Regions from separate parts of the Mus musculus genome. Here regions 1 and 2 are each linked to region 3. Evidence: chromatin loops called from intact Hi-C (ENCODE). Cell type or tissue: gastrocnemius. All regions are shown on one strand. Region 1 holds the start of Inafm1 (InaF motif containing 1). Region 2 overlaps Gm32059 (a long non-coding RNA gene). Region 3 holds the start of Gm38948 (a long non-coding RNA gene).

Region 1 (8,000 bases), 300 kb after region 3:
GGAAGGAAGGAAGGAAGGAAGGAAGGAAGGAAGGAAGGAAGGAAGAGTTAATTAGGGTACCATCCATCATTGCAGCTTGAGGCAACTGGGTCCATTGTCTTCCACTTGGGAAGTCTTTCTCCTTTGTATTCAGCCGTGGACCCCCAATCCATGGGATGGTGCCACCCACAGGGTGAAGGTCTTCCCAGCTTGGGTGATGACTTTCCCACATCATGCCCAGAGGCTTGTCTCCTAGGTGACTCTAGAGCTCACCAAGTTGAGGACCAAGAGGAACACAGCAAGGCTTTGTATATATGTTTGCCAGGTAGGCAAGCTCAAAGGCATGTCTCCACCGAGGTGTGGCGTCCCATGGCGGCTGTTTTTCCTGTATGGTAGAGTGGTTGAATGAGTGAAGTCCACTGCTTACAGGTCGAGTCACTGAACATAGCTGAAGGAACATGGAACACACTGCAGTTGCCAAGAATAGCACTAATGGGGTAAGCCACTGTGGCAACCAGCATCCTCTATGTTAGCCTCTGACTTGGTGGGTGGGCTTGCCTCTGATACCTCAGAGTAAAACTGATGGGGTGGAGGTAAGACAGAACAGCTGGGTTGCCATTTTCATGGCTGGAGAGCCAAAAGTTAGAGTGTATCAGTTAGATGGGTGCTTAAAAGCCATTGACTTGAAACCCAGAGTATGAATCAAGATTGAGGCCGGGCGTGGTGGTGCACGCCTTTAATCCCATCACTCAAGAGGCAGAGGCAGGTGGATTTCTGAGTTTGTGGCCAGCCTGGTCTACAAAGTGAGTTCCAGGACAGCCAGGGCTACACAGAGAAACCCTGTCTCGAAAAATCAAAAAAAATTTAAAAAATAAAAAATAAAAAGAATCAAGATTGAGGAAGATGAGGACAGAAGGGCTAGAGAGATGGTTAAGTGGTTAAGAACACCATCTGCTCTTCCAGAGGATCTGAGTTAAATTCCCAGCAACCACATGGTGGGTCACAACTATATAATGTTTTCTTCTGGTGTGTATGAGTACACAGCTACAGTGTACTCATATAAATAAATCTTGAAGAAGAAGGAGGAGGAAGAGGAGGAGGAGGAGGAGCAGGAGCAGGAGGAGCAGGAGCAGGAGGAGGAGGAGGAGGAGGAGGAGGAAGAGGAGGAGGAGGAGCCAGCCCTTGGATGCAATGCTTAATAGAGAGAGAGAATCCAGGATTCAACACACCACGGGCAGCACAAGGGGACAGTGACAAGCAAGGAACTGTCAGATCTGCAGAAGGAGCTGCAGATCTGTCACCTGGCTTCTAAGACTTAGAGACGTGGGGACTTATGGCAACCGCCTGGCTGCCATGGTGGCAGAACTGAGCAGCGGAGCTGCCTGTCCCTCCTCAGGAGGAAAGGTGCATAAGCTGAGACAATCTGAGGGAAAGCAGTCCCCACAGGCTGGCTTCTCAGGGACACTAGGGAAAGCGGAAAGACAGGTATTCCTGAGGGAACACAGCATGAGGGCACTATCTGAAGCTCAGTTCACCGGGCCAGCAGAACCATGCTCTATGAAAGTTAAGGGAGATGATCCTGCCAGGTCCAAAGGAAACTCAACTTCCCCAAGTTCCCATGGTGGTTAGATCAAAGCCAGCTTTCCTCAGAAATTCCTCTACCAAAAGGAGACGTTCTCCTTATCACCTTACCACCTGCAGAAGGGACACGTGGCTCTCTGTGATGCTTATTAGCCTACCCATGCTGACCTCAGACTCCCTCAGTATCTATCACAAGTGCCCGGTACACATTTCAGAGTCTGTGTCAGCATCCTGGCCCTTCTCAGCTCTCCTCAGCTCCTCCCCTACCATGACTCCCCCAGCTCCTGGCTCCCTTCCTCCAGCTGCTCATTCTCCCCATAACCCTGCCGTTCCCACTGTGTGTCTGCTCTCTAGTCTTCCTGTCTTAGTCCTTTGTCTTGCTCCTTCTGGGTCCCTCTACCCCACCATGGCCATGTCCATGTCCAGTCTACTGCCTTCTCTCTCTGTTCTAGACTCTTCCAGAAGCCTCTGGATGATCTCTCTCTCTCTCCCCCCTCTCTCTCATCTACAATAAAAACCTTCCCTTCAGCTATACCACGGGGTGGTCATGCCGTAATGTCATTTATACAGATCCAAGAGGACCGCCTATATGGCGCAGTGAATAAAGATGTCTGTGGCACAAACCAGAAAACTCCAGAGTTCAATGCCCAGGTACCATAGTGGAAAAAGAAAACCAACTCCAAGAAGTTATTCTCTAACCTCCCCATGTGCACACATGACTAATAACAGCAGGAGGTTGATTCCACAAGACTGCGGCATGGTATAGGATTCTAATGGCCTTGCCGAGGAGGCCCAGGGTGTGATCTCCAAGGCATGAGACCCTCTAGAAAATGTGAATGACTGAAGTGGCAGCATGAGCCAGAGCCTCTGATCTGCCTGGCTGTGCGGTTGCTTGTAGATCATTCAGGTTACACCAAGGTCTCGGCTGTATGAACTGTCAGTCATCTGGCAGATCCAGCGTTGTGGTGGTGTAGCTGCCTTTGAGTCACCCACACCCTCCTATAATTAATGCCCACCCCCCAAATAAATTCACTTGGCAGTGCCCTGTCTGGGTGAGGAGGCATTTGCTCCTGTCTCCCCAGGAAAAAAATCAGCATAGCACAAATGTCATCCTCTGCTACACAGCAAGTTCAAGGCAGCTTGGATTATAGGAGATATATAGATATATAAAGGTGATGAAAATTAGTTTTTTAACAAAGCCATTAATTAAATGTTGAACTAGTAATTAAGATAAATCAGGCTTGACAGTGTGCCAAATTGCAGGTCCATAGTCCCTTAGCTGAGGTCTTCAGGGACAGATGCATTTCGGAACTCAAGGCTGATCCAATTTTAGAAAGGCCATTCTGTACCTATTATGCAAACTCCCAGGGGCCTGAGGCAGGCACTGTCCACTTCCCCTGTTGGACATGGTAATGTCTTTTTGCAGCAAAATGTGTGTAACAGTCACACTGGGAGGGAATAAATAAAAAATATAAATAGCTTGGTATGAACTGATTTGTCATCATGTGAGAGGTAAAATTATTCCATACCCCTGTCACCCCCAAAATGGTTAAAGTGGTCAGAGCTAGTCAGAATTCAAAGCCCACAAGCTGGACTTTGCATAGAGGTACACATCTGCAATCCCAACCCTTAGAAGACAGAGGAAGGAGGTCTGCTGAGAACCCAAATCCCTTGCCACAAAGTGGGAGGGGGTGACTCAGTGGGAAAGCACTAGAGAGACGGTGTGAGCCAGTAGACACAGGAGCACGGTGACAATATGGAGACACTCTAAAAACAGAGAAAGAGAAAAGCAAAGAGAAGGTAGCAGAGGGACACAAAAAAGGTTGAGGGGCCAAGGGGCTGGAGGAAAAACCAGGAAGCAGAAGGGAGGCCAAAAAGGACAGGCAAGAGGACCCCTCCCCCCAACTCACTGCTTGGTGGTGTGCAGTCTTTGAGCTGACAGGCTATGCCCAGGGATACAGGCTGTGACTCTCTGAAAGGGCTGAAGGACAAAGTGGAGACAGAGCAGAAACCAACGCTGTTCTCAGGTTTCGATCACTAGTTTAATTCTGAGCAACAATGTGTTGTCTTCCTTTTACAAGACCAGAGAGATTTAAGTACATTGCTGTACATCATCCCGTGGGGGATGCTGGTAGGACAGAAGGGAACCAGCAGGACAGGTAACACTCCCATCTGACAAGAGGCCTCAGGTTCCTGATGCTGTCCAGCCTAGGGGGAAGGCAGGCCATAAAGGAAACCCCTTCTTGCAGCTGGCCAGCAGAGTATATCCCAGGCCTGCCTACGGCCAAGCCACAGTCATGGGTAAGGGAAAATGGACTCAATCGCATGACTTCTTTATCAGAAGCTACACCAGTCTCAACATGGCACCAACAGCAATGCAGACCAGTTTTGGTTTGGTTCAGCTATATGCTCCACACTTCCAAAGCAGCAAATGTCACCACCCAAACCAGGACAAGCTAGCTTACGGGTGACATCCTCTACCCCTGCCATTGCAAACTATACCAACTGCAGTTTCCAGCACGCACCACTGTCTCCGAAGCTATACGAGATGACACCCCGAAAACTGGTAAGGCCTTTACAGTATCTGACCTTCAATGGCCCCGAAAACTGGCAAGCCGCTTCTCCCCATTCCAACCCAAAAATTACATGTGAGCAATGAGAGAGGAAAGCCTTTAAGGCCGCGCGGCCACGGAGCTAGAAGGGACCAGCGGCCGAGGCCAACGACCACAGACCAGGTAAGCCAGCTGAGGCTGGAGTTTATTGCCGATGAGCGCTGAGTCCCGGGAAGGAGCAAGGTGGAATAAGGTCGGGCAGGATCAGGACCGCGGCAAGGAGAGAGGCGGCGCCGCGCAGGCGAGGCCCGGTGGTGCAGATAGACAGACGCAGGCCACGGTGGGGGCGGGCCAGACTATCCAGGCGCTCGGCGCGCGGTCTCCCGCGTCGCTCCCGGAGCTGGGCGGCGACTGTGGCGGCGACTCCGTGGCAGTCCTGGCTGCGGTCGTGGCCCGCCGGAGGCCCCAAGCAAACAGGATGCGGGTGCGGCCGGAGGCGGGGCGGGCGGTGCTGCTCGAGCACACGGAGCGGCCGCAGCGCTGGGCAGGGGGTCGGCGGGGCCCGCAGGCGGCCGCGTGGGAACCCAGATGAGCCCGTAGTACACAGCAAGCAGCACAGCGGCCAAGGACACACACAGGAAGTAGGCGCAGACAGGGGCGAGCCGCAGCCATCGGCCACGGGGACCCTCGCTCAGCCCCGTACCACCCGGGCTCTCGCCACCACTGCCCACGCAGCTCGAGCCCCGCATCGCGCTGCCCACTCAGCCTGCACCGACCCCGCCCCCACCCCAGGACCGCCTCAAGCAAGCCACGCCCCTTCCAGGACCACGCCTTGTCAGACAGCACCCCCCCCCCAGCTCAGCTACATCCTAGACACGCCCCTACCGCCTCTGACCCACCACTATCAAGATTTCTTAGCTCTACCCCCTCAAGGCCACGCCCACTCGCTCTTCTCCCGCCCTAGCTGTCACATTTCCAACCGCCTATTCCTGTTTTCTACCTCAGCCCTCTCCGCGCTAATCGAACCCCTTCCTTCTTCGACCGACTGCAGCTCTGCACACTAGCATCCCTCTGCCCGCCGGAGCTAAGGTTCCTACTCTGTTGAAGCCGGAGGCCTACGGAGCTTCTGAACGCTAGCCCCGCCCACCGAGCCCCGGCCCCGGCCCTCCCAGTCTCACATCCCTGGACTACTACGAGAGTTCCGAGACCCAGTTCCCTCCATCACCCCTGCTGGCCCCTTCCCCAGCAACTCCGCACCAGCGTAAACTTCTGTTCCCTAGAGGCGAGGGATCCAGGGTGGACTGCAGGGAGGAGAGCAGCCAGCCTGGGAGCCAGGCAAACCTGCGCTGCCGCCCCTCCCAGCAGCATCTTCAGGACTGCGAGACGGCCTGCGGGGTGGGAGGAGAGAGGTGTGAGGATGAGAGGAGCACTCTCGTCCCGCCTCTTCCGCCAGCCAAGCACAGCAGCCTAGCCTGATCAGCTAGCAGCACAGTTCAAAGGTTGGCGGTAGCACGCGTTTAATTCAATCCCTAGCTGCAGGTTCCTGCACACCCAGGCCTCACAGGGACTGACTCCGAGGGTTCGACCAGACGAGTGCGGTCGGACTGGCACCACTGGGTCCTCAGCGAATTTAGAAGACTCCCCTCGGGCCGGGCTCGTTGCTAACCTGCTTCCTCCCCCACTAAGTTTAACCCTGGCCTGGACGGAGTGTAGCAGAAGCAGAGGAGCTGAAGGTTAGTACAGAGCGAGGCACCCTGGTCTGCTGGCGCTGTCAGCGGGCAGCCCCCGGCGGCGGAGCAGCCGCCACCACCTTGCAGAAACGCACCCTCTGGAAGTCTGTGATCTCCGCCGTCTCCTGGCCCTCGGGGCCCACCTCTAAGGAGACAAAAAGCGGTAAATGGAGGACCAGCCTGCCCGACCCACCCTATCCCGCACCTCAGTCAAACCCACCTACAACTTGGCCTCCAGCTTACTCGACCCTCAGGAGGCCCCTGAAGCAGGAGCCCCTCCAATCTAACCCTGTTGACTACTGGGAAGTGCTAGTGTAATGAGCTCATCCACTCCTCCCAGGACCCCAAACTATCCTGTTTGGCCTGGCCCCTTTCCGAAGATGTCCTTGGCTTCCACTCTCACTATTCCTTTGACAGCCTTTCCTGGCCTCTGCTCCACATCTTATTCTACTGCAGGGGAACTAAAAGATGAACACAAGCAGTAACCTGGCTGATCACGTTAAAGTGACCAAGATCAGTCTCTTGCTTCTACTACGTGGGATCTAAAATCCCACTATGGTCTGACCCAAAACCGCTAACCCTGCCTTCAGATAAGTCTTAAGAGCCGGCTCATTCATTAGTTAAAGTCGTTCCTACCTTTAATTAACCATGTTTTACTTTTACAGGATCTCTAACCAAAATCCAGTTTCAAGCTCAAAATCCTATCGCGTCACCCTCTTACCTCTGGGAATATTCAGATTTCAAATCCCACTTTTAGCTCCTTCCCTGAGCCCAACTTCTTCCTTGCCCAGCGTTCAAAGTTATTCACAATTTCTATTGGCTGGGGCCTTAGGGCCCACCCTTTGCACCCCAAAGGCTTGACTCCAGGCCAAACCCAGCACAGCACCTGACTCAGCTCATGCCCTGTTCTAAGCCCTCACAGGACCCACTCCTTTTCTATCCCCAAGCCCTTCCCTCCCCAAGGAAGGCAAGCAGGCCACCCACCTCCACCAGCTTCATGCATCCCACCTGGAGATGCCTCAGGCCCCTCTTCTTCAGAAGACTTCGGGGTTCCTGCCAAGCTGGGCCCGCTCTCCAAGGAGGCAAGGGGTGGCTGGTCACCTCCTGGAGAAGGGGAGGCTCAGTCAAGCCCCTCCTTTTCCAAATGTCTCTCCATATGAGGGGAGCAAGGGGGTTCAAGGACACAGTGGGGTGGGTGTCATTTAAGGAAGTGAACTTTTTATTGGAGAGAGGCTCTGAACCAGCAAGAGCAGGCTTTGGGAACTGAGATAAGGGCAGGAAGCAGGCACCAACTGCCCTTCTCTGCCACGGGGGTTGAAGGAGGTGTGGGCACAGCCACACCCTTGTGCACACAAACACACACACAAGCAGCCAGTTTCAAGCATTCGCAAAAGGCCAGGCCTCACCCGAAGAGTGGGTACCAGGTAAGTGGGCAGTGCCGGGAGAATTCAGTTCCATCTCCTCACCCCAGTCAGACACAGGCTGGTGGTCCTCAGAGGGTGAGAAGGGGATGGGAGGTTCAACAGGGACTGGGGACAGCAACTCCTGGGACCCGGCAGGCACAGGGTCCACCTGCTCACAGGTGGGCTTCCCAGCAGGCTCAGCTTCAGGCTGGTGATCAGGAACAGTTGCTGCTTCCTGGTCCTTAGGACCCTCTTCATCCTCTTCAAACTCTTCTTCCTCTTCCTCCTCCTCCTCAGTAACATCTTCACTCACGTCCTCCCACTCTTCATCCTCCTCATCTTCCCCCTCTTCTTCTCCCTCCTCCTCTTCCCCCACATCTTCCTCACCATCTTCCTCGGGAGGCCGATGAGCTGGAGCTGGGGTCTCAGAAGCCTGCTGGGAACACAGGCAGATCAAGGAAGTGCTTGGGACCTGTCACCCACAAAGCCCCATGCACACGCCCTACCTCATACCTGCTCTGCCTTACCTGTGTGGGTGTCTCCTCCAGGGATATGGACTGAGAGGACTCGGGGGCCGAGGACACAGCTTCCTCTCTTGTCTCCCAGCGATTATCGTGGTCACTGGAGTGGACAGAGCAAAGGGGTGAGGGATGGGATGTACTTCTCTTCAGAGAACATCTGGCATGTTGCACTGAGGGCAAAGGGGGCAGGAGACACAGAGCCAAGACAGAGCACTGTACCCTCAAACTGAAGCC
Region 2 (8,000 bases), 74 kb after region 3:
GAGAATCAAGTCAACTCCTCTCATTGTTTAGGGACGATGGAGAGGGGAGACCCAGTGGCCTGCATCCCAGTTCATCTCTTCCTACAAGCCTGCAGAGGACCCCCGATTCTCCCTGGCACCCCCCAAGAGGAACTTGGGGAGGGGGCGCACGGGACGCGCGACAGGAGGGGAGATGGATCGAGCTGCCTTTCTGTGGCCCTTGGCTCTCCCCAGAAAAGGCGGGGAGCACGAGGAAGGGAGGGGGGTCCCCAAGGCGGGCGGGGGGTCCCCGCCCCTCCCCCCCGTGGGACGTTCACGCTCGCCCCTCTCCTCCGTTGCATTGTATCCCGGGAAGGACCAGGGAGGGAACCGGGGCGCAAGGTTTGAGATCGGGGAGCAATGAAGGGGGAGCTCTCTGCAAGATCGGGGTGGCGGCGGTGGCGCGAGAGACCTGGGATGGGGGTGTGCGGATAGTGGTGGGCGCTGATCACAAAAAAAAAAAAAAAAAAAAAAAATCCAGCCTGAGCAGCGGCAGCAGGCGCTGCGCCCCGGTTGGGGGGCTGAGTGTGGAGTGTCGGGGGGGAGTGGGTTCGGCCCCAGCTCTGGCTCTCCCCCCCCAACACACACACCCTCGCCGCCGAGCCCCACTCCCCCCCTCGCTTTTGCGCCCTGTCACAGCCCCGACTCGCAGGTAGAGAGAGTTAAGAGATTTAAAGAGAAATTGCTACATTGTGAGAAACTCACCCTGATGTTTGAGCAGCCGTCGGCGCGGGGTCTCCGGGACGGCCCCGCACGGGCTGCACAGGGAGGACCCAGAAGGGGCCGGCCGGCCGGGCCGGTCAGCGCACTGCCTGATCGCATGGCGGGCCCCGGCTCCGCTGCGCCCGGGCCCGCCGCCGCCCTTGCAACGAAGCGGCCCCGCGCGGCCCGGCCCCGCGCCCCGCTCCGGGGAGCGCCCCTCGGGTATGCAAAAAAAAAAAAAAAAAAAAAAAAAATTTTTTTTAATTAAATGCAAAAAAAAAAAAAAAAAAAAAACCTTGCTGGTTTTGTGTCCCGCCCCCTCCTCTTCCTCCTCCTCTTCCTCCCCTCCGCCCAGCTACGAGGAGGAGCCACAGAAGGCTCCGCCTGTAGTGTGGCAGCTAATCAATCGTAGCAAAGAGCGCTAGAGCGGCAGATCTGATAGCCAATAAAAAGATGCACACTCTGTGGGCGGGAGCACGGAATGTCGGCACCGCCCCCTGCTCCTGGCACGGCCGGGCTGCTTGGGTGTCTGCTGGGCTGTGGTCGGCAACCTGGAGCTGGTGTTCGAGTTGGTGGTGGTGGAAGAGGAGCCAGAGGGTTGATACGTGTCCGTATCCCTGCGCCAGGCCCGCCTAGGAATGGGCCGTTGTGCTCCCTGGTCCAGGATGGTGGCTTCTGAGGGAGGATGCTCCACAAGGCACTTCAGAAGACTTGCAAAGATAGTGTGGTCGAGGCTTCTTGAGGAGGTGGGACAGTGTTTCCCCGCGTTGGACCCAGAGGGTGCCAGGCGATGGGGAGATTGGGGGTGACCTGGACTCCAGACGTGGCGTATAAAGTCTCTCCGAGCCTGGGGATTTTGAGCCGCTGTAGCGCAAGGACTATGGTTAGCCCTGCTAGATAGCCTGCTTCTTCACGCCTGGCCGGCAGCGCAGATCCGAAGCTCAAAAATCCTTTGAGCGACGCTTGGATTCACAGGTCTATTCCCAGAGCACTTGGTGAGCGGGCATTTTTAGCCCTGCTCAGCACGTCCCAGACCGCACCGGCCTGCCCTTCTGCACAGAACTGGTCTGATTTCTTAACGTTCCGGTCTCACATGCCCTTGTTTCTCCCGAGCTATAGAAAACCTGGTGCACAACAGTAGGTATCGAATAAATGCGTCGTATAAACGACTGGCTGATCTGTTTTGTAAGTCTTATCGTTGATTCCATGGCGGCACTAGGGTTTGGCGGGGAACTAGGTCTTGCTATGAAGCACAGGCTGGCCTGGAACTCGCGCTCTACCTGCCTTCACCTCCCAGGCGTTAGGATTATACTTGTGTGTCACTATGACGAGCTTAATTTCTTTTTATTGCTATCGTGAGGTCTAAGGATATATATAGTTAAGTAATGAGGGTGTTTTTGTAGTATGTGGAGGTCCGGGTGCAACAATGAAAAATTGTAAGAGGCTGGAGGCTATGGGCCATGAACAAACGAGCAGGATCCTGCTAAACATCAGCCTTTGCTACTTACTTGCTGTGTGAGGTGATGTAAATTATTTCATCTGTCTGTGCCTCTATTTCCTGTTTTCTAAAACGCTGACTGCAAGTTTGTTGCTCAGTGGATAAGGGCGCTTGCCACCAGTCCTGGCAATGAGTTCAAACCCCAGGAGCCACATTGGTAGAAAGAGAGATCTAACGGCAACCAACAAGTTGTCCTCTGAGCGCTATGCTTATAATGAATGTTTTTGGTGTCTTTTTAAAATGTGATGGGCCGGTTTTATAGAGCGACCATAAAGAAAAGAAAGTGCCTGCTGCTCCCTTTATATGGTGACGTGGTAGACTCCATTGCAGAAGTGAAGCCTTGAGTGTTCAACTTTCACGCTTGGGAAACCAGCACTGTGCACACTGCTTTTATTTTTGTGTAGTTGGCCCAATGAGTTGACCTGAGGATGTTTCCGATCAGAACTGCCCCAAGGGGGCTGGACGTGCAGAATCACTACATTTGGGAGATGTGGGCTGGACAATCAATAGTTCAAGGTCATCCTCGACTACCTGAGGACTACAGGAGAGTTTGTCTCAAAAAGTCTCAGGACTTGCCCAAAGGAGAAAGGGTTAGCCTCCATTTTCACCAAAAGGGAAGTGTTTTGTCCAAGATCATCCAGGAAGTGGGACCCAACCCTCTGCTGAAAATGTCCTCTGTGCAAAATGACCTGACCTGGGTGGCATTTGGTTGTCTGTACCAGAGCTACCAGCACTGGAAAACTCAGAACTTAAAGCAGGACAAAGAGCTAGATGACTTGAGGTCAAGGGGTTGACTTTACATGAGCTTATACATTCACATGGGAAACGTGTTCTAACTAGCTGCATCAGGAATTCAGTGAGAGGCATGCATTCCCTTGTTCTTCCTGCCTCGCATCCACCTTAGTTTATTAGGTGAGGCAAGGAGCAAGCAAGTTACAGCCTCAGTTTCTCTACATGTAGATCATGCTCTACAAGCACCAGATTTCATTTAATTTAGTGTTTGGAGAAAGAGGTCTTGCTACATAGCCCAGGCTGACTTTGAGCTGGCTATTTCCTTGCCCCAGCTCCTCCAAGTGCTGTGCTACCATGTCTGTCTAGGTTCTGGGTCTTTCTGCACTGTGGTATATCTTCTACCCCTATGATGGTACTCAGCACTTAGTATACAAGAAAGGTTAGCTGAGGGTTCAAAGTCATCTTCTGATGTCCAGCAAGTTCAAAGCCTGGGCTACACAAGACCTTGCCTCAAAAACAAAGGTTTGCTGGAAAGATACTATCTATGACGAATACCCCAGACCTCTTAGCTTAGGCGAGGGCTGTAAACACACGCTACTTGGAAGTCCTTGGCTGGGTGTGGAGGAGCCAAGACAAGCCAGCCCCCAAGCTGAGCAAGAGCTGGCACAGACCTGGGAGATCAAATGGCTATTTTCCCTGAGCATCCCTGAAAGCCCATCCAGGCTTCCAAGCTAGTGACAAGAGCCCAAGGTATTCAAAAAGCACTGTGGGGCTGGTGACACAGTTCAGTTGCTAGAGTTTATCCTAGGTCCACATACACTAGGCATAGTGGGCTGCACACCTATACCCCAACACTCTGAATGTATTCAGGAGCATCAAAAGTTTAGGATCAGCGCTTGGAGACATAGCTCTGCGGTTAAGACTTTGAATTACTCTTACAAGAAGACCCAGGGACTGTTCCCGGCATCCATGTCAGCTTACAACAGCCTTTAATTCCAATCCCAGAAGAGTGCATGGATACCCTCTTTTAGCCTCCTTAGGCACTGGAATTCAACGTGTATATATTCAAACAAGAATACCATAGTTCGAAATAAAAATCAATTTCCAAAAACAACAATAGTCAATCACATATCAAATCTAAGGCTCACTTGGGCTACACATGACCCAGCACATCTTTAGTTCTAGCACTTGGGAGGCAGATGAAGGTGGGTCTTTTTGAGTTCAAGGCCTGCCTGCATAATGAGACCCTTACTTGATGAAGAAATAATATTTTTTAAAGAGCTCAGATGGTGCCGGGCAGTGGTGGCGCACGCCTTTAATCCCAGCACTCGGTAGGCAGAGGCAGGCGGATTTGTGAGTTTGAGGCCAGCCTGGTCTACAAAGTGAGTTCCAGGACAGCCAGGGCCACACAGAGAAACCCTGTCTCGAAAAACCAAAAAATAAAAAATAAAAAAAGAGCTCAGATGGCTGCTGCTTCTTTCTTTCTTTCTTTCTTTCTTTCTTTCTTTCTTTCTTTCAAACCTCTTTTGCAGGTTAAACCCAGGGTCTCACACAGCAAGTCACCATCCCTAGCCTTCTTTTTCACTTCTTATATTGACAGGGTCTAAGTTGCTAAAGTTCAGGGCTTGAACTTGCTATCCTCCTGCCTCAGCTTCCTTAGCTGCAGTGATGACAGACCTGCACCACCAGGCTAGGCTGACAGTTTTAATTATGATAGTATAGTGGAAAAGAAAAGGTAGAAGCCCCGTGTTCTTGCTGTGGACAAGGCCAGATATTGGAGAACTGCCTTGCCCGAAGGGCCTGACATCATCTTGTCCTCTGAACCCTCCTCCAGCCTTTTTCCGCACATTTCTGCATATGCCTTAGCTCTTATCAGAGCCCTGAGCCTTTCAGAAACTCAGCTCACTACAGCCCAGCTCCTACCCTGGAGAACCTCGTCAGCGCCATCTGTCTACAGACGGTGTCAATAGCATCCGCTTAATAGCCTAGGTGGGCTTCAGTCTTGCTCTGTAGCCTAGGGCGGACCTGGAACTCTCCTGACCCCCCAGCCTCCACCTTCCGGGATTACAGCTTTAACCACCACGCCTGGATGGTGCTGTGAAAACCAGGGCTTCTTAGATAGTAGATTAAGTACCAACTGCACCACATCTCCAGTTCTATTTTTCAGTGTGTGTATGTTTCTCTCCTTCCAACACGTGGTTTCTGGAGATAAATTTCAGATCAAGTTTTGGTGGCAAGCGCCATTATTCACTGAGCCACCTCGTCAGCCCCTCTTCCACCTCCCCACCTCCGGATTTTAAATAAATGGCTTCCTCCACTGAAAGTAGAAACACTTCCCCGCGGCTCCTGTCAGGCAATGGAAGCTTCAAACTTTGCGCCCCAATTGTTTCATTATCCGAGAAACTGATGGCACACGATTGGTGCATTTTTTCTTTTGCATATAACACTTCAACAACCAAAGCCTGACTCCCGTCCTGAAACACTCCTGCCTTTCCAGGTTGCTTTAAATAAGGGTGAGAAGAGAAAGTTTTTACGAGACTTCCAAGGGCCCGGGTCTTGGTGGCCAGGAGGAGGAAGAGAAGGGGATTCCTTCGTAGTCTCTGTCCTCTAGCTATACCCTTCCACTGTGGCCATAAGGTACCCCTTCTGAGGACAGCCAAGACCGGAGCGCTGTAATCCGGCAGCAAAATCAGGCAGCGATTAGCCCAGCCCGGCCTGGGGTCCTCAGCACCGCAAGTGCGAGGGGCGGAGTCTGGCCTTTGATTGGCCGCATGTGGGGGCGTGGCCACAGCTCCGCCCCACCTCTACCCCCCACACACAAGATAAAATAGGCTTCGCGCCCTGGTGCTCGAAATTATTCGTGTAGTGGGTGTGGCTTATGTTTGTTTACACGCTTCTATTGGCTGCATTTGAATCGGCCCGAGCGGGTGGGCTTCGGAGGCGTGGCCTCGGAGGGCGGGGCCGGCGGCTGACAGCTCTTAGAGTACCGAAACGCTAATGAGGGGATTTTGGATCTGAAGAATCCTTTTGGGGTTTCTGTCAGCTTCCTTAATAAAGGCCAGTCAAGAAACTGAGGCGCACGTTTTTGTAAACATTCCTAAAACAAAATAAAACAAAAACCATGACTATGTTTTAAAAAGCAGATGCAACCTAGCTGGCCAACAATGAAAAACTCTGAAATCAGCTATGATCCTGGCCCACAGTGGGACAGGAAGTCACTGCAATAAACAAGGAAACCGCAAAGTGACACAACAGCTTTTGCAACCACTCAGGGAGAAGGGGAGTTCTGTAAATGCCAAAAGTATGGATGAAAATGGACACGAATCATTTGCTGATGAATTGCACAGAATAACTTACAAAATGGAAATGAATGGACAGGAGTTGGGTGGATCCTAGCTCATTTTGTAACTGTTTTTGTTTGTTTTAGCTTGGTTTGGTTTTTAGAGGCAGGGTTTCTCTGTGTGGCCTTGGCTATCCTGGAACTTATTCTGTAGTCTTCCCCAGTGCTGGAATCAAAAGTCTGGGTCGCCACTGCCCACTTCGTTCTGTAACTTTGTAAAGTTAGAAATTTGTAGCATCTACTCAAATAAATATGCTGTAAATTAAAATAAACAAAATACAAATTTAAGCCACACCTTACATATAAAGGTAGCACACACCTCTAATCCCAACAATCTGGAAGCAGAGGCAAGTAGATTTCTGTGAGTTCAAGGCTAGCCTGGTCTACCTAATGAGTTCCAAGACACTAAGGACTAAGTAGAGAAAGCCTGTCTTAAGAACATAAAAATTATTGTTACTTTTATTATAAATTAACTTCTGAAGACCAGGTCTTAGTTCCTGAGTGAGAAAACTACACAGGGGATGTATTTATTCATCATGGGCCATCACAGCTGGGGCAGAAGAGAGTGGCTTTATAATAACAGGAGGAGTCAGACCCTTCATCTTCAAAGGACACGTTCCAAGCCTCCCGTGGATGCCTGAAAACAGATAATACTAAACATTGAATACTACTTTTTTTCAATTCTTTTGAGATAGGGTCAAGGTTGGCCTTGACCTCCTGATTCTCCTGCCTCCACCTCCCGAGCACTAAAACCTTAGGTATGCACCAGATTGAACCCAGGATTTTGTGTCTTCTAATCAAGAGCTCTACCACAGGTTCTTTTTCTGTAGCCCATGCTAGGCTTCAATCAACACGCCTTTAATCCCAGAACCTGAGAAATAGAGGCAGGTGGGTTTCTGTGAGTTGGAGGACAAGCTGGTCTAGATGGTGACTTCCAGGACAGCCAGGGCTACACAGAGAAACCCTGTCTCCAAAAACATAAATAAATAAATATATACGTATATAAACATAATAGCAAAATAGACCCATTATAACAATATACTTAATAAAAGCTACTTAGAACTTAACCAATGTGTGTGTGTGTGTGTGTGTGTGTGCTTTTGAGACATTTTCTCACTATGTCACTTGGCTTGAACCTCACCATGTAGACCAGGCTGGCCTCAAATTTACCAAGATCCGCCTCCATCTGCCTCCCAACTGCATGCACAACCACATCCAGCTTCACTAATTTTTATACTTTATTTTCATTTTTAAATGACATTGTGTGTGTGTGTGTGTGTGTGTGTGTGTGTGTGTGTGTCTGTGTCTGTGTCTGTGTGTGTGTCTGTGTGTGTGGTGGGCATGCCTCTTTCCTTTATGTTGGTGTGCAGATTGAACTCCAGTCGTCAACCCTGGTAGCAGAAGCCTTGTACCTGATGAGCCATCTTGCCAGCCTTGGGATTTTATTTTTGATTTTTAAGATTTTTTTATTGTTATTTATGTGTATGTCCTATGTCTGTGCAAATAAATGCTTGAAGAGTGCAGACGCCCTTGGAGACCAGAAGAGGTCACTGGATCTCTTGGAGCTGGAGTTACAGACAGTTGTGAGTTGCTGGAAGCCAAAGTCTAAGTCCTCTAGAAGGCTTAGTCACCAAGCCACTCTTCTAGTTTTCTCCCCAAGTTCCCCTCCCCCACCAGTCCCCAAGACAGGGTTTCTCCACGTAGCCCTGG
Region 3 (8,000 bases):
AGATGAGGAGGGGGCTGGGCAGACGTTCCAGATGTGGAGGATGAAGACGACTGGCCATGGCTGGGGAGCCGGTGGCCCTCGGAAGACACTGGGACAGGGAAGCCAAGGGAGCGGGAGGAAGACACGTACTCATCTGTAGAGTTGGGACAAAAGAAACCATGGGGTCGTTATCTAAGATGACGGAGGTACTTGTACACTGACCATCTTATCTTCTGGTCCAGACTGAGTCTAGACCAGTGGTTCTCAACCTGTGACTGGCAATTCCTGTGGGGTTTGAACAACCCTTTCATAGGGGTTGTACATCAAATATCATGCATATCAGGCATTTACATTACAATACATAACAGTAGCAAAGTTACAGCTATGAAGTAGCTAGCAATGAAAATAATTTTATGGTTGGGTGTCAGGAACTGTATTAAAGGGTGGCTGCATTAGGAAGGTCTGGACTGAGCTGATTCTCGGGCCACTCACTCTGCAGGCTCCCTTTACGAACAGCCCCCGAACCACCCCCTAAAGCTTCACGGCTCAACCAAGGTTACATGTGTGTGAAATGAACAATAAGAATTTAAAACAGGGCTGGAGAGAGTGCTCAGCGGTTAAAAGAGCACTGACTGATCTTCTGAAAAGCCCGAGTTCAAATCCCAGCAAACACAGGGTAGCTCACAACCACCTGTAATGAGATCTGACGCCCTCTTCTGGTGCATCTGAAGACAGCTACAGTGTACTTACATATAATAATAAATACATCTTTAGGCCAGAGTGTCTAGGACCAGAGTGAGTGGGGTCAAACAAAGCGAGCAACCTTTATTCCCAGCAACCACATGATGGCTCACAACCATCAGTATAGCTACAGTGTACTCAGAAACATAAAATAAGTAAAATAAATCTAAAAAAAAAAAAAAGTTAAAACAAAAAGTACGTCCTTATGGGGCTAGAGAGATGCTCTTAACCTCTAAGCACTGACTGCTTTTTCAACATCCAGAGTTCAATTCCCAGGTGGCTCACAACCATCTGTAATGGGATCTGATGCCCTCTTCTGGTGCGTCTGAAGACAGCTACAGTGTACTCATAAATACAATAAATAAATATTTTATTTTAAAAAAGTGCAGTCCCAAGCCGGGTGTAGTGGTCTACATCTGCCATCCTGGCTTCTCAGAAGACAGACAGGGAGGATCTGCAGTACAGAAGCCGGCCTGGCACTTAGTGAGATCCTGGTTTTAGAAAAATGAAGTCTAAAACAAAACAGTATTAGAGTGTGGCTCAGTGGTAGACCCTTGCCTAGAATCCTCCAGTGAGGGGCTGGGGGCGTGGCTCAGTGGTAGAGCCTCTGCCTAGAATCCTCCAGTGAGGGGCTGGGGGCGTGGCTCCACAATACAGCCATAGCCTATCTTGAGTTTAAACACTAGCGCCTCAAAAACAAGTATTCCCAGGTTACGTCCTTGTTTTCTGATGTGCTAGGCTTGTGCTCCCTGTAAGGCATGCGTATAACCCCTGGTAGGTTGTTTGACTCATTCCCATGTTGCCTATCAGACTTGTTACAGAAATTCTTGCGCATGAACACAGGGTCCTGTGTAGAGTCACTAGGTATACTCAGAAGACACATCACCTTCCTAATGACAGAAAGCTCTAGAATATACCCCGAAGGATTCAGAAAGATTACACACTAGTGTCCTGATTCCTGTGAGTACCCGAGAAGGCCAGGGCTGGGGAAGGGGGAAGATGAATGCTGCCGGTGTTGTCGTTGTTGTTTAAAGAGAATAATGGTACTTGGAGCTGAATGTAGAAAGCTTACGGGGTCTTTGAAAAAGCCAGGGTCTGGGGTGTGACTGCATGCTTTCCTTGAACCAAGGGTAAGGCTTGCAAGGGTTAAGGCTCATTCTTAAGACTGGTAGAAGCACCTGGTCTACAAAGTTTAGCCCAGGACAGCCAGGGCTAAACAAAGAAACCCTGTCTCGAAAAACCAAAAAAAAAAAAAAAAAAAAGACTGGGCACAGAGTAGGTGTGGCAGAGACCTTTTTTGTGCCTCAGCCCTGCTTCTCTCTCACTCTTCCATCAGGCTGGGGCTGGCGGAAAAGCTCTTCATTTTAGAATGAGGCAGGGTGAAACTCACAGGGAGCAAAGGAGGAAGGAGGGGCTCTCACGCCCCCTGGTGGCGAGGAAAGGTAAAGCCACTCAACAAAGCCCTCGTGTTTTTGTAGACCAGGCTGGACTCAAACTCTCAGAGATTATTGTGCTTCTGCCTCCCCCGTGCAGCATGCCAGGCTGCTTGCTGGAAATCTTAGCAGCAGGTAGGTAGAGGATGTTTCACCCTCCCCTCCCCTCTCACCAGGCTTCTCCTTGGCAAGCTGCTTATCCAAGGCAAGGGTGGTCTTCTCCTCCTGAATGAACATTCGGTCGATCATAACCATCTCCGCAGAAGGACTGACTCTCTGGGTTGATAGAAAGGACATATGAAAAAGCAAATGGGGGAAGAGAGGATCCTGGCAGGATGTGGTCAGGCTCAGAACAACTGCCTCCTTTCCATCTTCCCTCCCAGCTAAGAGAACACCCCCCAGCCCCCACAAAAACAGTTCACAGCAGGGGGAGACCCCAGAGCTTGAGAATCCTACCCTGGACTCTTCCAGAAGCAAAAGCCGATATTTATTGAGCATGGCCTGGGTGCGTTTGAGCAGCTGCGTAGAGACAGTCTCAAATTCTTCATCCACTGGAGGAAGAAAAGCCGGGGGGGGGGGGGGTTGGGGTTGGAGTGGGGGTGAGGATGAGTAGGTGACACAGGGCACTTGTGGCCAACTGCGGGCAAGCACGCAATGCTCCACCCACTCCACGCTCCGTGGCCTGAATACTGAGGGCTGGTGGCTGAGCTGAGGGCACTTGGGGACATAGGGGGAGAGCAGTGGGGGAGCCTCACCTTTATGGTAGTCGTTGGGGGAGGGGAGGGCGCCTTGGTAGACATGGTAGGGCAGGAGGCGATGGAGGGCGTCCTCAAAGGAGGGGAAGGCTGTCTTGTAATCGGGGTGCAGGACAGAGCCCTGGTGTTTGTGCAGATGCTCCAGGAAGCTGTGGGTGGGGTTAGACCACACATACAGAGTTGGGGGAGAGGGCCAGGGAAACTGATCCTGGACCTCAGCCGCGAGCTACACACTTAACACTGCAAAGGCAAGCAGCGCCAACCTCGCACCCCGAGTTCCACTTGTCTCATGGCTTCCCTGACTTTGGACCAAAGTTAACAGGTAACAAAAAGGGAAAGAGAAGCCTAGGAAAGTGAGGGGACATCATTCTGGCTTAGAGGATCCAAAGGAGAAAGGGAGGGGTTGGGAGTGAGGTGGGAACCATGCTATTCTACCTCCTGCCACCAGGGGGCATGACCTCTCCACGGCCTCTAGCCTAAGAAAGTGTAGGGATAGGGATAGGGTTAGGATGTAAGAGCCTACTCATTTTCATGGTGGTTTTCTTTTTTCTTTCTTTCTTCTTTTTTTTTTTTAAGATTTATTTATTACTATTTTTATTTATATGAGTGCATTGTAGCTGTCTTCAGACACACCAGAAAAAGGCATCGGATCCTATTATAGATGGTTGTGAGCCACCATGTGGTTGCTGGGAATTAAACTCAGGACCTTTGGAAGAGCAGTGAGTGCTCTTAACCGCTGAGCCATCATCTCTCTAGCCCTCACTGTGGTTTTCCATGAATCCCTACTACAGTAGGCTCGGTTTCCCTATCACATGACCACGTTCTCATCACACAAGCCTAGAAGACCAGCCCTCTGGCACCATGGGGCAGATTTCCTGATACTGCTTTTTGCTGTGGTCTCAGAACCACACAGTGAGCGCTTAGCAAACGTGAAAAACAAGGAAACACCGTTTATTCCTCCAAAACAGCTCATAGGCCTGCCCTCACCCAACAGGCAGCCATCTCGCCGTCTATTCAATGTACTAAGGCCCTTAAAACATCCTTATTCATCCTCCCTGGCCTTCAGACTTGTGTGCACTTAACTCACGCGCCTGCCTGGACATGCCCGGAATCTATTCACACACTTACTTTCTACCTGGCTCATCCCCACCACACCTGACAAGCTGAAGAAACAGTGACCCTGACATCAAACTGGAGATGGAACCCCGGGGGCTTGCAGTCGGCAGCCTGCCAATATCCCCTATTGGCCTCAATCTATCTTTCCCTTGGCAGAAGGGAAACTGTGATCGAGAGGGAATCCATGCACAGCTATGGAGAGTGGAACCAATACTTTGTGGAGCAGTGGGGATGAGGCACATCTCGGGGCAGCAGTTAGCTGTCACTCACCAGGCTTCTTTGCTGGGTTGCAGTAGGGGCTGTTTCTTCAAGCTACACAACTTGCTGTCATACTGTGGAAGGAGGAAAGGTCAGTGACAGCTGTTGCTAGGAAGAAGCCCTCTTTGCCTCCTCAACCTACGTCCTCCCTCTAGCCAAGGACATAGATGGTAAAGGAAGGTGGCCCCAGCTACAGCACATCCCTGTCCATCAAGAGAAACCTGGTGGGAATGCCAGGTGTGGTATCATACGACTGCATCCTGGTTAGCCTTAACTGTCAACTTCACATTGCCTAGCGTTACCCAAGAGAAGCCTTAACTGATGTCTGGCCTCTCGGGGATTATCTTGATTAATTGAGGGCCCAGCTTTTTGTGGGCAGCACCACTCCTAGACAAGGTGGTCCTAAGCTTTGAGGCAGTGGAGGAGCAAGCCAGGGAGCAGCACTCCTCAATGGTCTCTGCTTCAGTTCCTGCCCTGGCTCCCCTCACTGACAGACTGCAAGTGTAAGCTAAATAAACCCTTTCCTCCCCTAAGCTTTTACAGGTTACAATCTTTTGTTGTTGTTGAGACAGGGTTTCTCTGTGTAGCCTTGGCTGTCCTGGAACTCCACTCTGTAGACCAGACTGGCCTCAAACTCAGAGATCCGTCTGCCTCTGCCTCCCCCGTGCTGGGATTAAAGGCGTGCAACCACCATCTGGCTGGCTACAGTCTTATTATCATAGCTAACGATAGCAAACAGGACAGCCTGTAAACCCAGCACTTGGGAGGCACAGGTAGGAAGTTCAAGGACAGCCTCAGATTCAGAAATATCTTCACCACTCCACCCCACCTCAAAAACCAAGGACGGAAGCGGCAGATGGACATCTATGAGTTCAAGGCCAGTCTGGTTTGCTTGCCTCAAACAGAGAGGGAGGAAAGAAAGGAAATTTTAAAAATGAGGGAAGAGAGGAAGGGAGGGATGGAGGATACAAGAAAACAAATCTGCTTGGGACATGTTGCCTAGGCTGTGGGAGAAGGCTATTAACAAGTAAGTCCAAGCCCTTGGGCCGTCCACTGGTGTCTATTCTCTGCCAGCCTAGAGTAGTTCTTATCTGTTTGGCCCTTGAATTTCACCATGATTAATAGCCTTCTTGTCTCCTCTCTCCCTCTAGTGAGTCTAGTGTTGATATCCTTAGTTTATGATAACTGGTCGTCCAAACTTTTTTACTTTGCAAAGGGTCAAATCCAGGGGTTTGTGCAAGCCAGTGCTCCACCCCTAAGCCACGCCCTCAGCCCCTCACTGGGGGATTCTAGGCAGGGGCTCTACCACTGAGCCACGCCCCCAGCCCCTCACTGGGGGATTCTAGGCAGGGGCTCTACCACTGAGCCACGCCCTCAGCCCCTCACTGGGGGATTCTAGGAAGAGGCTCTAATTACTGAGCCACGCCCCCAGCCACTCACTGGGGGATTCTAGGCAGGGGCTCTACCACTAATCCACGGTTGTATCCCACATTTAAACTGCTGTATTGGTGGTTCACCTCTGACCCTACAGAGATCCACACACCCTTGCTCCTAGCTAGCTCTTCTCACCATCTATGCTGCCCCTGCCATCTTCATCTCTCCTGCCAGCTCACTCTTCGATCCCTAGTTGCTCTGAGGTTCCTTACTCACCTGAATTGCTGGGGGCTTCCCTGGCCCAGACACGGTAGCTTTGGCCACACTCAGGGTTGGAAGGTTGCTGGCAAAAGCTTTGTTTTCGGCAGGAAGTAGAGGAGGGAGGCCTGGGGTGGGTGAGGAAAGGAGAGGGCCCAGGGGTCACCAGCACGAAGGCCTTTCCATTGTGAGCCCCCTTCCCATCCCGCAGCTATCCCACCAGTGCCTCATTCCTGAGACCTGGGCAGCCCACCCTCCTTCCTCTACCTGTTGGTACCAGCAGAGTAGGGGGACACCCTGGGCTACCCGACGACCCCTTTGCCTAGGCAGGCTCCTCACCCTACCTGTGGTGGCCATAGGTGTGGAGGCTGGGACATGGCTAGAGGCGGCAGGAGTCCCAGGTGGTGCCTGTCCACTGACTAGCACAGAGGCAGTAGGACCGGTGAGGGTCCCCAGGGTGGTGGATGTCTGTGGGGTGGTGGGAGTACCCCCAGCCTTATTCTGGAGAATAATCCCAGATGGCACCTGAGGAAGGGTAGGTAGTTGAGGGGTGGGACATGGGATCGCAGTGGGGTGGGAGATGCACTGGGCAGGGGTGTGGACACACAGTAGACAAGGCGGGGAGGGGCAAGGGGCCGGTTTCGGGAGGTGGGGAGTTAGGTGTCGCTGCTGATGGTTACCTGGTGGAATCGTTCCAGAAGTGCTTTTGGCTGGGGCAACGCTGGGAAGGGGGCGGTTACCATCTGGAAGGTCCGAGGTGGTGGAGGAGGGGGTGCCGTGGGCTCAGGGACCATGTGGAGGGCTGGTGGCGGAGTAGGGGACTTATGGGGTCCCTGGCTCGGTGGGAACTGGAGTTGGAAGTCAGGGGGTGTGGGGACCGGCAACCTGGCAGAAGGCTCAGAGGAGGAGGCCACGGCCGAGGGGGTGGAGGCAGGAGGGAGGTGGGAGGCTGGGGGCAGTGGGCCCTCTGGAGGCTGGGATGGGGGTCGCAGAGGAGGCTGGGGTGGGCCCGGGGCTGTGGAGGCTGGGGTGCTGGCTGGTGGTGGGGCGCCCAATTGATTCTGGATGACAAAGATGCCAGGTAGAGTTGGGGGACCCTGGGGTGGAGGGCAAGGGTGCAGGGTGGGCTCAGAGGGTGGGCAGGTCAGGCTCTGGGGCTGGGATGGAGGGCGTGAGTGGGGTCTTGAGGGTGGGCGGGAAGGGGGCCTGGCAGGGTGTGGGGAGGGCATGTGGGGACTGTCTCCCAGGGGGGCCTGGTGAGGTAGTGAGGGGGAGGAGGCGGGGCCAGGGGCTTTCAGTGGAGCAGCTGCAGGGATCTGTGCAGAAGAGGGAGGTAGAGGCAGAGTCAGGCTCATATTATCCTTGACTTCCATTTTCCCAAGACACTGTGACTCCAGACACCCTTCACCCAGACTTCAATCATCCCACCCAAAGGCCCCATTCTCTGCCTATCCCAGCCCTGCCTGAGGCAGGATCCCACTACAACCTTTCATCTTTCCCAGCTCTTCACTTCACCCAGCCACCCTGCACCCTTACCCACACCGCTATCCCCAAACGCCCCCCTCTCCGGTCTACCCTCAGATCTTCCCTGTAAGGTCCCATGTGCACCCCCACCCGGCAGACGAAGGCAAGCCCTGCAGGGTGTGCGGGTTGGCAGCAGCAGAGGAAGCAGTGACAGGGACGTTGGGGGTGGCGGGGGCACCACAAGCTGCTGAGCAGGATGCAAGAGGAGCGTAGCACAGGGAGGTGCCTGCATGACATTACACAGACGCCACTCAGGACACGTGGCTGCTGGCCAGTGTGGGAGGCTTCATGACCCAGGAGCAAGACAAAGGGCAAGAGGAATGGCCAGCCATGGGAAATGGGTGTGTGTGGGTGGATGTTCTGGGCACTGCACTTGGGAACTGGGCTCTTTTGCCTGTCTCAGTGTGCCCATGGCCCCAACTGTGTGTGTGTGTGTGTGTGTGTGTGTGTGTGTGTGTATGTATGTCAGTTTCAGATGGTGCCTGAGCTATCAGCCATACCACCCAGCTTTCATCCTGGGCCAGCACACTGTCCTTTTTCCTACATAGGCCTGGGCCACAGT

What was found. Peaks named below come from ENCODE experiments on the same cell type or tissue, not always from the same donor. Only the 100,000 strongest peaks of a DNase experiment are listed, where the experiment ranks them.
Region 1: a loop joins it to region 3, with 3.0 times the contacts of the local background. A loop is called at or near these places in 5 of 42 quality-filtered maps.
Region 2: a loop joins it to region 3, with 5 times the contacts of the local background. A loop is called at or near these places in 34 of 42 quality-filtered maps.

What each region holds. Positions count from the first base shown.
Region 1 is chr7:16,268,430-16,276,429 of GRCm38, forward strand. It overlaps Inafm1 (InaF motif containing 1), which reads right to left and starts at 5,263. Exons shown (of 1, transcript NM_001136270.1): 1 at 3,584-5,263. The coding sequence starts at 4,861. The coding sequence ends at 4,469. It overlaps Ccdc9 (coiled-coil domain containing 9), which reads right to left. Exons shown (of 14, transcript NM_001382411.1): 11 at 7,773-7,866; 12 at 7,309-7,681; 13 at 6,827-6,946; 14 at 5,613-5,987. The coding sequence ends at 5,884. In gastrocnemius, a CTCF peak has its summit at 4,405; DNase peaks (open chromatin) are centred at 4,501, 4,968 and 5,422; H3K4me3 peaks cover 2,299 bases; H3K27ac peaks cover 2,232 bases.
Region 2 is chr7:16,047,173-16,055,172 of GRCm38, forward strand. Gm32059 (a long non-coding RNA gene) reads left to right here. Exons shown (of 2, transcript XR_391166.4): 2 at 32-494. It also overlaps a transcript of Bicra not described here. Among named protein-coding and RNA genes, the nearest start is that of Gm32059, 5.0 kb to the left of the region's middle. In gastrocnemius, a CTCF peak has its summit at 4,901; DNase peaks (open chromatin) are centred at 787, 1,157, 3,599, 4,898 and 1 more place; H3K4me3 peaks cover 5,505 bases; H3K27ac peaks cover 5,808 bases.
Region 3 is chr7:15,972,757-15,980,756 of GRCm38, forward strand. Bicra (BRD4 interacting chromatin remodeling complex associated protein) reads right to left here. Exons shown (of 14, transcript NM_001081418.1): 7 at 6,595-7,230; 8 at 6,259-6,439; 9 at 5,933-6,042; 10 at 4,295-4,356; 11 at 2,909-3,057; 12 at 2,610-2,704; 13 at 2,327-2,429; 14 at 1-133. It overlaps Gm38948 (a long non-coding RNA gene), which reads left to right and starts at 7,567. Exons shown (of 3, transcript XR_003946607.1): 1 at 7,567-7,779; 2 at 7,987-8,000. In gastrocnemius, CTCF peaks have their summits at 2,154 (motif pointing left) and 3,350 (motif pointing right); DNase peaks (open chromatin) are centred at 2,152, 2,909 and 3,345; H3K27ac peaks cover 682 bases.